Regions from separate parts of the Mus musculus genome. Here region 2 is linked to region 1. Evidence: chromatin contacts called from ENCODE Hi-C or POLR2A ChIA-PET data. All regions are on one chromosome and are shown on one strand. The core of a region is the stretch at or near the end of the contact, and the rest is flanking DNA. Distances in the headings are between cores, read along the strand shown.

Region 1 (5,461 bases), core at 2,521-5,020:
GGTTGCTGGGATTTGAACTCAGTACCTTCAGAAGAGCAGTTAGTGCTCTTACCTGCTGAGCCATCTTGCCAGCCCCAGATTTTTTTTTTAAAAAGATGTGTTTTTTTGTTCGTTTGTTTGTTTATTTAAAGACTTATTTATTATATGTAAGTACACTGTAGCTGTCTTCAGACACTCCAGAAGAAGGAGTCAGATCTCATTACAGGTGGTTGTGAGCCACGATGTGGTTGCTGGGATTTGAACTCAGTACCTTCAGAAGAGCAGTTAGTGCTCTTACCTGCTGAGCCATCTTGCCAGCCCCAGATTTAAAAAAAAAAAAGATGTGTTTGTTTGTTCGTTTGTTTGTTTATTTAAAGACTTATTTATTATATGTAAGTACACTGTAGCTGTCTTCAGACACTCCAGAAGAAGGAGTCAGATCTCATTACAGGTGGTTGTGAGCCACCATGTGGTTGCTGGGATTTGAACTCAGGACCTTTGGAAGAGCAGTGGGTGCTCTTACCCACAGAGCCATCTCTCCAGCCCCTAAAGATTTATATTTTATTGTTATTATCTTTGGTTTGTTTGAGACATGGTCTCACTATGTAGCTCAGGCTGTCCTGGAACTCATTATGTAGACCAGGCTGGCTTAGAACATACAGAAATCCACCTGTCTCTGCTTCTTGAGTTCTGGGATTAAAGGTGTGCACTACCATACCCTATTTTTTGTTGTTGTTGTTTGTTTTTATTTTTATCTTTTTTATGCTTTTGATGGCTGTCATATTTGCTTGTCTATTTACCATGTGTGAGTCTGGTGCCCAAGGAGTCCAGAAGGGGGCATCTGATCCCATGGAGCTGGAATTAGACCTTTGTGAGCCACAGTGTAGGTGGTGGCAACTGAACTGGGATCCACAAGAAGAGTAAGCAGTGCTCTTTTTTTTTTTTTTTAAAGATTTATTATTATATCTAAGTACACTGTAGCTGTCTTCAGACACACCAGAAGAGGGCATCAGATCTCATTACAGATGGTTGTGAGCCACCATGTGGCTGCTGGGATTTGAACTCAGTCAGTGCTCTTAACCTCTGAGCCATCTCTCCAAACTGTAAGCAGTGCTCTTAAGTGAGCCATCTCTCTAGCTCCATGACTTATTTCATTTTTAGTCACCTGTGTATGGGCACGCCCACGTGAAAGCTAGAGGGATGCAGTCACCTGGGACTGGGAGCTGTGAGCTTCCCCTGTGTGGGAGCTGGGGATTGAATTTGGGTCTTCTGGTAGAGTGGTCAGTGATAACCACTGAGCCATCTCTCTAGTCTGGACAGAGTGTTAATCAAATCACACATGTGCAATTAAGCGTAACAGAGACTGGGTCTTGAAGTTGAGAGAGAACGTACATCTCCCCGGTCTGGTGAGGAGAGAGTTCAGTCTGAAGGCTGGCCAGTTCACTGAGCACAAACCCGAGAGAAAACTTATCTGAGAATGGAGCTTAGTTAGGTGGGAGATGCTGGCCACTGGTCAAGCTGCAGCTTTGCTTTGGAGATATAAACACTGGATTTGTGTCCTGACACTGCAGGAGAAAAAAGGGGTAGCAGTGGCAAATAACAGAAGAATGCCCATGAATGTTGAAAATAGCGGTGTAACTGGGCTGGTGAGATGGCTCAGCGGGTAAGAGCACTGACTGCTCTTCCAAAGGTCCTGAGTTCAAATCCCAGCGGCCACATGGTGGCTCACAACCACCCTTAATATGAGATCTGACGTCTTCTTCTGGTGTGTCTGAAGTCAGCTACAGTGTACTTATGTATAATAATAAATAAGTCTTAAAAAGAACGGTGTTAGCAGAACTGAACAGACAAGATACAGCTTGGTGGGCAATGTGTAAGAGTAAGACGTAGGCAGGGCAAAACCATTAGGACCCTATATGTCACATAGAGGGTTTTCTCTCTATCCTAAGAATGCAGAAAGCATGAACAACTACAATCACAGGCTGTGGGGCTGGAGGGATGGCTCAGTGGTTAAGAGTACTGGCTGTTCTTCCAGAGGTCCTGAGTTCAATTCCCAGGACTCCACGTGGCAGCTCACAACTATCTGTAATGGGTCTGATGCTGTCTTTTGGTGTGCAGAGAAATATATGTAAATACATCTTTACAATCACAGGCTGTGAGCAAATTTCTATTTCAGAATGACCCCACTGGGCTGGGAAGATGGCTCTGTAATGTGCCTGTTCCTCATTGATTCTGGAGTTCATCAATTTGGCTAGATTGACTGGTGAGGGAGCTCCCGGGATCCACCCCACATCAAGTGCGAAGATCACAGACACATGCTGCTCTGCCTGGCTTTTATACTGTGCTGGGGATCCAAACTTAAGTCCTGATACTTGTGAGAGTCCCTGTCTGAAAAACAAAAGGGGTATAGGGAGCTGGGTGGTGATGGCACATTCCTTCATTCCCAGCACAGACATGATTCTGAATTCAAGGCCAGCCTGGTCTACAGAATGAGTTCCAGGACAGCCAGGGCCACACAGAGAAACCCTGTCTAGAAAGAAAGAAAGAAAGAAAGGAAGGAAGGAAGGAAGGAAGGAAGGAAGAAAGAAAGAAAGAAAGAAAGAAAGAAAGAAAGAAAGAAAGAGAGATGGAGGGGCCTAGAGAGCTAGCTCAGCAGATAACGGCTTGTTCTGCTCTTGCAGAGGGTCAGAACTCAGCTCTCAACACCCATGTCCAGGGACTTGGGGCAGCTAATAATTAGGTCTAGGGGATCTGATGCCCTTTCTCGGATTCTGCACACACATGTGCATACACATACATTTTTTTTAAGTGATGGAGATTATGACAGCGATTCTGATTTACATCTCCTGTACATCTATCTGTAGGTGTTACATTAGCAATGGCACAAAAACGTTGAAGGAACTCTTCCCCGTCACTGAAACCAATTCCGACTCAGCAAAGTTGCCCCCATGATTGATGATTTGATCAGGTTTTGCTTTTTCACTGTTCTCTTTCATCAACAGAGGAAAATATTAGTAAAAATTCTTGTTACAATTGCAGTCCTTGGTCACTTGTCATCATTTTGGGAAGGGCTGGGAATGAGGTCTGGTGATGGAACTGTTGCTTAGCACGTGCCACGTCTTGGATTCTATCCTCAACATGACATACACTATGACAACAATCAGTGGAAGGATGTATTTGGCCATCAGTCGTACAGAATTGGCTATTGTATATCTTCATTTCTTGGAATTGTGTATATCCATTCTTCATTTCAAATTCATGATGAGATTATGCTAACTATATACACACTCTTGTCTTCTCAAAGATCCAGTTGTTTTGGCACGGAAGAGCACACTGCAGGCTCTACAACCCATTTTCATGTAGTCATTCCACAGTTCATCGGATGCTAGGAAAGAGGATGCAGATGTAATGAAATGACTTGGCCAAGGTCACACACTCCAGGCAGCATGGACAGGACAAGACCCCCAGACAGTGCCAAGGTCCACGACCCTCTCCCAGGTCCAGACCCGGGTCCCGAGGCCTGCACTGCTCTACACAGGACGGTGGACAGGGCCCGGGCGCCCAGGAAGTGAAAAAGCAGGGGTCGGTGCCGGAGACCACGGAGGCCCCAGATGCAGCAGACGGCCAATAGCTACCAGGGCCAAGAGAAACGTCAGGCAGAGTGGAGTCCGACGCTTGCGCACCCTGGGGAAAGGGGGCGGGCCCTGGACAGGAAGTGACGTCTAGGGGCGGTCCTCGGCGGCAGCGCGCGGCCTGGGCTCGCGCTGGGCTCCGCGCGCCCCCCCCCCCCCGCCCCCTCTATGAGGCAGAGGCCGCGGCGGCCGTTAGCGCTGTCGCTCCGGGGGCCGCGGCGGGCGGGGCTCCGGCGGGGCCCGGCCTAGTCCCCACCCAGCCCGGCTCCTAGCCGCCCGCCCTCCCTCCCTTCGCCACCCCGATGCAGGGGGCCGAGCTCCGGGACGGCGAGGCGGCGGCGGCGGCCGCTTCGTACCGGGTCCTGAGCCGCCTCCTCGGCTATGGAGAGGCCGCCCCCGAGCCAGGCCCGCCGCCGCCGCCGCCGCCCCCGGGCCACAGCCATGGCCCGTCGCCGCCACCACCCTTCCTCGCGCGGCCCGGCTCGCGGGGCGCCCGGCCGCCTCAGCTGATGGTGTTCCGCAACGTGGGGCGGCCGCCGGAGGAGGAGGACGCGGAGGCGGCCCGGGAGCCGGGACCCTCGGAACTGCTGTGTCCCCGGCACCGCTGCGCGCTGGATCCCAAGGCCCTCCCGCCGGGCTTGGCGCTCGAGCGGACCTGGGGTCCCGTGGCTGGACTAGAGGCGCAGCTGGCGGCCCTGGGGCTCGGACAGCCGGCGGGGCCGGGGATCAAGACTGCCGGCGGAGGCTGCTGTCCGTGCCCGTGTCCCCCGCAGCCGCCGCCGCCGCAACCCCCGCCGCCTGCTGCCGCCCCGCAGGCCGGGGAGGACCCGACGGAGACGAGCGACGCGCTGCTGGTCCTGGAGGGCTTGGAATCGGAGGCCGAGAGCCTGGAGACTAACAGCTGCTCGGAAGAGGAGCTCAGCAGCCCCGGCCGTGGAGGAGGAGGAGTGGGTGGCCGGCTGCTTCTGCAGCCTCCGGGTCCCGAACTACCCCCGGTGCCCTTTCCGCTGCAGGACTTGGTCCCTCCAGGGCGCTTGAGCCGAGGGGAGCAGCAGCAGCAGCAACCTCCCCCACCGCCGCCGCCTCCCGGGCCCCTCCGGCCTCTCGCAGGCCCTTCTCGGAAGGGCTCCTTCAAAATCCGCCTCAGTCGCCTGTTTCGCACGAAGAGCTGTAACGGCGGCTCGGGCGGCGGGGATGGGACCGGCAAGAGGCCTTCGGGAGATCTGGCAGCTTCAGCTGCGAGCCTGACCGACATGGGAGGCTCAGCGGTCCGGGAGCTGGATACGGGGAGGTGAGATTGGCTTGGGGGTTGGGGGTGGGCAAGCGACAAAGTTCCATTTCTTGTTTCGTTTCCCTCGTTTTCCCCTACTGCCAACACGATACTGTTAGAGCTGAGCTGTGGACTTCAGGAGGAGGCAGACACTTGGGATTAAAGGTGGTGACATCTCGCATTAGGTCAGAGCTAATTGTGGAAACAGCTTTCAACTCTCGGAGAGTTCACACTCTGTGACACTTCTCAGTGGGTTAGCGTCTCTTGCTGGGGATGATCTGAAGCCCGGCCTCACCTTCCATCCCTGTTCCGGCCCCACTTTTTAAGCACCCCTCCCATGTCTGTTATTACTACCATTGCTGAAGGTTGCTGGAAATGTGTGGCCTTGGGGCCGAAAAGCTGGTGTCAATCACCTGCCTGTTATTATCTTGATCGTCTTGCTTGTTCTCTCAGTGCACCAGCCTTCACTCTCTTCGCAAGTACAAGCATGCAAATAGCCCGAGGAGTCTGGCCAGCAATTAGCTGGGCAGCTCCCTTAATATTCTGGTTGTTCCTGGATATTTGCTGTCTAAAGCCTGTG
Region 2 (4,964 bases), core at 1,013-3,512, 66 kb after region 1:
AAATATGTCACTAGCTCAATAGATAATTCTTTCTGAATCCTATACCTGTCCTGTAGTTACTGCTATATTGGCTGACACAAAATTGCAGGGGAGATGACCTCCCATGGCCCAACACAGGCCCACCTGTCACAGCAAGTGCAGTGAGCTGCAATCCAAGGAGGACTAGCATAAGGGAGAGGAAGGCATCCCTGTGGTGGCTCTGGTAAATGTACGCATACGCGTGCGAGCACACACACACACACACACACACACACACACACACACACACGCACACACACACAGAGCCTGGTAGGATCCTGAGATAGGATAAGATCCCAGCACTCTGGAGGCAGAGACAGGTAGATCTCTGAGTTCAAAGCCAAGGCCATCCTGGTCTACAGAGAAAATTCCAGGACAGCCAGGCCTACATAGAGAAACCTTGTCTCAAACAAGCAAGCAAGCAAACAAACAAATAAAAGATAACCCCGGGTCCCGACTCTATTAAAGAGCAAGCCTTGGGCTGGTGAGATGGCTCAGCGGGTAAGAGCACCGGACTGTTCTTCTGAAGGTCCTGAGTTCAATTCCCAGCAACCACATGGTGGCTCACAACCATCCCTAACAAGATCTGACGCCCTCTTCTGGAGTGTCTGAAGACAGCTACAGTGTACTTACATATAATAAATAAATAAATCTTTAAAAAAAAAAAAAAAAAAAAAAAAGAGCAAGCCTTGACAGTAACCAGAGAACAAGGGCTTGAGCTACTCTAGAGCCACCAGTGGTGACCTGGTGACATCTTCCCCTCCCACCCACCCTGGTTGTCCTGGAACTCACTCTGTAAACCAGGCTGCCCTTAAACTAACAGAGATCTGCCTGCCTCTCCTTCCTGAGTGCCAAGATTAAAGGCATTTGGCATCACACCACCCCTTCCATGCTCCTTTGTGTTAGACAATATGGCAATGGCCACAGGACAGGTGTCTGTGTGTGTGTGTGTGTGTGTGTTGTGTGTTTAAACACTTTTTGCATTTGTGTGTGTGTCTCAACTTCTACCTTGTGGGGTCTGGGAATTGAGTAATTTATATATTTATGTTTGTACTTATTTAGGTGGCTTAGTATTGTTGTGGTGATGATGGTGATGGTGATAATGTGCATGCAGGCAGGTGGTTTGCCTGCATGTTTGTGTACCATGTGTGTGTGTCGGGCCTGAGGAGGTCAGAAGAGAGAATCGATCACTTGGAACTGGAGTTACAGATGGTTGTAAGCTGCCATATGGGTGGTAGGAATTGAACCCAGTTCCTTGGAAGAGCAGCCAGTTACTCTTAACCATGGAGCCATTTTTTCCCAGCCCCTGGTTGCTGTTGTTTTAATTAATTATTAATTTTTGAGACAGTCTCACTAAATTGTCCAAGCTTGCCTAGAACACAGTATGTTTCCTAGGCTGCCCTTGAGTTCTCAGTGCTCCCTGCCCCCTAATACCACATCCCCAGTTCCAGGATACTGGCATCCTCAGCTTAGGCAATTCTCTGAACCTTGTTTCCACATCTGCTCTGTTTGTTTCATGTCTACCCTTTTGATCTTTATAAATTCAGACTGCTTTTAATTTCTGCAAATCCTTTGGGGACTGCTGAACTGAAACTTGCTGGGCAGCAAGTAGGCGCCAGGCGTCCAGCCGCATCCTCTGAGGGACCCTGAAGGGTCCCTTACAGCTCAGGAGGTGGAGGTTTGGATAGGGAAAGGGTGAGATCAGGTTTACACAGAGTGGAGACTAGCCTCAGGCTCTGTGTGACCCTTTACCTAGTGAGCTAACCTCTCCACCTAGAGCCCCACTTGGTGATAACCTTTCCATTGTCCTAGATTCGTCTTTGAAATTTGAATTGTTTGGGGACAAATAGGGACAGGGTAGGGCCGAAATTCGACTCTCAGGTACCTTTGGGGCAGGGACTGGCTCAGATGTTTCCTAAGTGCTCAGCTGTTTGTGAGCTCAGACCTTTAAACCCCAAGGCTGACCTGGGGCTAAGGTAGTGAGGAATGGCGTCGCAGGGAAGCAGAACCTTATTAGGGCAGTGATGGGGATGGGAAGGTCTCCAGTAGCCCCGCGGCATCATTGGGGTTCGGCTCTGGGGTGACTGATGACGGCCGGCCCTGGCCGGGGCTTACCGGCTTAGGAAAGGCAGCCGCCTCAGCTTGCGGGTGCTGCCTGGGGTAGAGTAACCATTCCGTCCCAAACTTGCGGTAGGCAGGGATCCACCAATGAGAGGTGCCTGCTGCTCTTATTTTGCATGGCCACGCCCCTCATTTTCTTGGCTCAGCCCTGTCAAGCAGAAGCGGTTTCTGCCTCCTGGGCTCGCACCTCATTTCAAGCCTGGTGCAGTTTGTCCCATGGGGCGGGGTGGGGGTGGGGGTATGCGACCGGGCTGGCAGCCTGGCTGCACTATTCATAGCTCCGGGGCAGGCGTACTTCGCATATTTGTCGCTCTTCACGTCTGGCTGGACCATCCCGCTCTGCTTTCCTCTGTCCCCTCCTCCCTCCTGCTCTTCCATCTTATCCTTTCAGCTTATCTCAGCTGCCTTCTTGTAGTCTGTGCGTGTTGAGGCCGGACAGCCGGCTTCTCTTTGGGCGGGTGGACCTAGAGGGAGAAACTGATAGCAAGGATGCATGAGATGAGGTGGCCAAGAGCCTAGGCTTGGCCTGCCACAGGTGACTGCCACAGGAAGATGCCACATTGTGGGACACTGGGCTGACAATGTGAGGATGGGGAGACTAGTCGGGAGTCATGGAAAGGAGGCAGAGAACTGTGGGAAAATATAGATGAGTACTGTGTCTAGCATGTTTGAAAACAGATGAGGAGGGCTTGTAGCTGGAATACAGAGTGTGAGGAGAAGGCGTGGCCACAGAGGATGGAAGCAGATTCCTGTCTGTCCGTGTGTGCCCTGCCCCCTTCTATACTCTAATGCGTCCAATTTTGGATGTGGTTCCCACCAAAAAAAAGGACAAAAAAAAAAAAACAAAAAAAAAAAAAACCCTGAAGTATGGGTGTGGTAGCACAAGCCCGTATTCCCAGTACTTGAGGGCTGGAGATACGAGGATCAGAAGTTCAAAGACATCCTTGGCTAACTTGAGCCACATGGGACCCTGTCTCAAAACAAACAACAAAAAAGGAGTTTAAGTAGTCTCTGTTCCAGATAGGCCCCCAGAGAGGAGGGGTGGCCACCCCAGCAATGAAAGCATTGCTTCTTCCTCACCCCCAAATTCAGAAGCAGTGTGCTGATGCCCACCCGGGCCACATACTGTCCCTTCAAAGCAGACACAGTCCTGGCCTACCAGGCCAAAATAGCCTTATAATCATAAATGCCCTGAGAGAGTGTCCAGAGCCCGGGCATTGGGCACAGGGGCAGGATGTGTGTGAAGTGACTTTAAATTTTTTTTTAAGCAATTGGCGCACACCTTTAATCCCAGCACTCAAGGAGGCAGAGGCAGGCAGATCTCTGAGTTTGAGGCCAGCCAGGTCTGTAGAGGGACACATGAGATCAGTTCTCTCCTTCTGTCCTGTGAGTCCTGGGGGTCCTTAGTCCAGGTTGTAAGTGCTGAGCCGCCTGGAGCTGGTGTGTTGGCAGACATTAGTGCTAGAAGGTCCGGGGTGGGTGGGAATGAATCAAAAGGGCTGGAGAAGCAGGGAGGGCTTGAAGGCAACAGAACATTCCAAAAACAGCGTGCTGCTGTGGCCCAGAGGCTGGAAGGGAGCACAGTGCTCACGGGAACTGGAAGGAGGCCAGAGGATGTGGTGACTGGAGCGCAGGGAAGGGGGTGCAGGTGTGTGTGGAGGCTGGGGGTGTGTCCTCCAGGGCCTGGTGGCCAAAATTTATCAGCCTAGACTGACTTCCCAGAGGGAAACCAAACCACCCAGAGTGAGTGTGGATGGGAAGTGGGCTGGGCCCTTGGCCTTCGGGTGGCGGGGTCCACCCTGATGGTGGGCAGGAGGCCGGGTGGATGACCCCTCCCACCTGTCCGTTCCTAGAATGCCTTCCCAATAACTTTGCTCAGCAAAGAGCACTTGGGTGAACTTGATTGGCAGCCTTCGTGCTACTTAGAATAGGACCAATGTGAATGCCAGGGGTAAATGTGTTCCTTCCTGAATGCTAAGATGAGTGTAGAGCCTTCTGTCCCCCTCCCCTCAATGGCCCATGGACCAGTGCAGAATTCCCTATCCAGCTGTGGTTGTGGGGTTGGCTCAGGGAACAGGGTGGGGACTTCCAGGTTCACAGGTGCTACTGGCTACTACTTCTTCTTTATAAATTTATTTATTTATTTTTGGTTTTTCGAGACAGGGTTTCTCTGTATAGTCCTGGCTGTCCTAGAACTCGCTCTGTAGACCAGGCTGGCCTCGAACTCAGAAATCTGCCTGCCTCTGCCTCCCAAGTTCTGGGATTAAAGGTGTGTGTCACCACCCCTCAGCATAAATTTACTTTTATTTTATGTGCATTGGTGTTTTGCCTGAATGTATGTCTGTGTGAGGGTGGCTGATCCTCTGGAACAGGGGTTACCAACAGTTGTGAGCTGCTGTTTGGATGCTGTGAATTGAACCTGGGTCCTCTGGATGAGTACCCAGGGCTCTTAACAACCGTGGAGCCATCTCTCCAGCATCCCCTCCTCCTCCTCCTTCTCCTCCTCCTTCTCCTCCTCCTCCTCCTTCTCCTCCTCCTCCTTCTTCTCCTTCTTTCTTCTTATTTATTTATTTATTTATTTATTTTATATATGTGAGTACATTGTTGCTGTCTCCAGACACACCTGAAGAGGGCATTGGATCCCATTACAGATGGTTGTGAGCCACCATGTGGTTGCTGGGAATTGAACTCAGGACCTTTGAAAGAACAGTCAGTGCTCTTAACCACTGAGCCATCTCTCCAGCCCCCCTACCTCACTTCTTTCTTTCTCTCTGTCTCTGTTTTTTTCTCTTTCTTCCTTTTTTTCTTTCTTACTTTCTTCCCTC

What was found. A loop is a pair of places that touch in the nucleus more often than their neighbours do. ChIA-PET counts read pairs that join two places held with the same protein, here RNA polymerase II (POLR2A).
Region 2: a loop to region 1 is called in a map of regulatory T cell, with 2.1 times the contacts of the local background. The contact joins the enhancer-like site here to the promoter of Socs7 in region 1. A Hi-C loop is called at or near these places in 1 of 37 maps with a recorded cell type or tissue (regulatory T cell). POLR2A ChIA-PET finds 5 or more read pairs at or near these places in 3 of 5 experiments (Patski and embryonic stem cell).

Annotation. Positions count from the first base shown.
Region 1 is chr11:97,358,522-97,363,982 of GRCm38, forward strand. It overlaps Socs7 (suppressor of cytokine signaling 7), which reads left to right and starts at 3,771. Exons shown (of 10, transcript NM_138657.4): 1 at 3,771-4,902. The coding sequence starts at 3,914.
Region 2 is chr11:97,426,051-97,431,014 of GRCm38, forward strand. It overlaps a transcript of Arhgap23 not described here. Among named protein-coding and RNA genes, the nearest start is that of Arhgap23, 22 kb to the right of the region's middle. Within about 2 kb of position 2,263, at least 2 of the 3 ENCODE cell types and tissues checked have a DNase peak (open chromatin) inside an H3K27ac peak, as active enhancers do.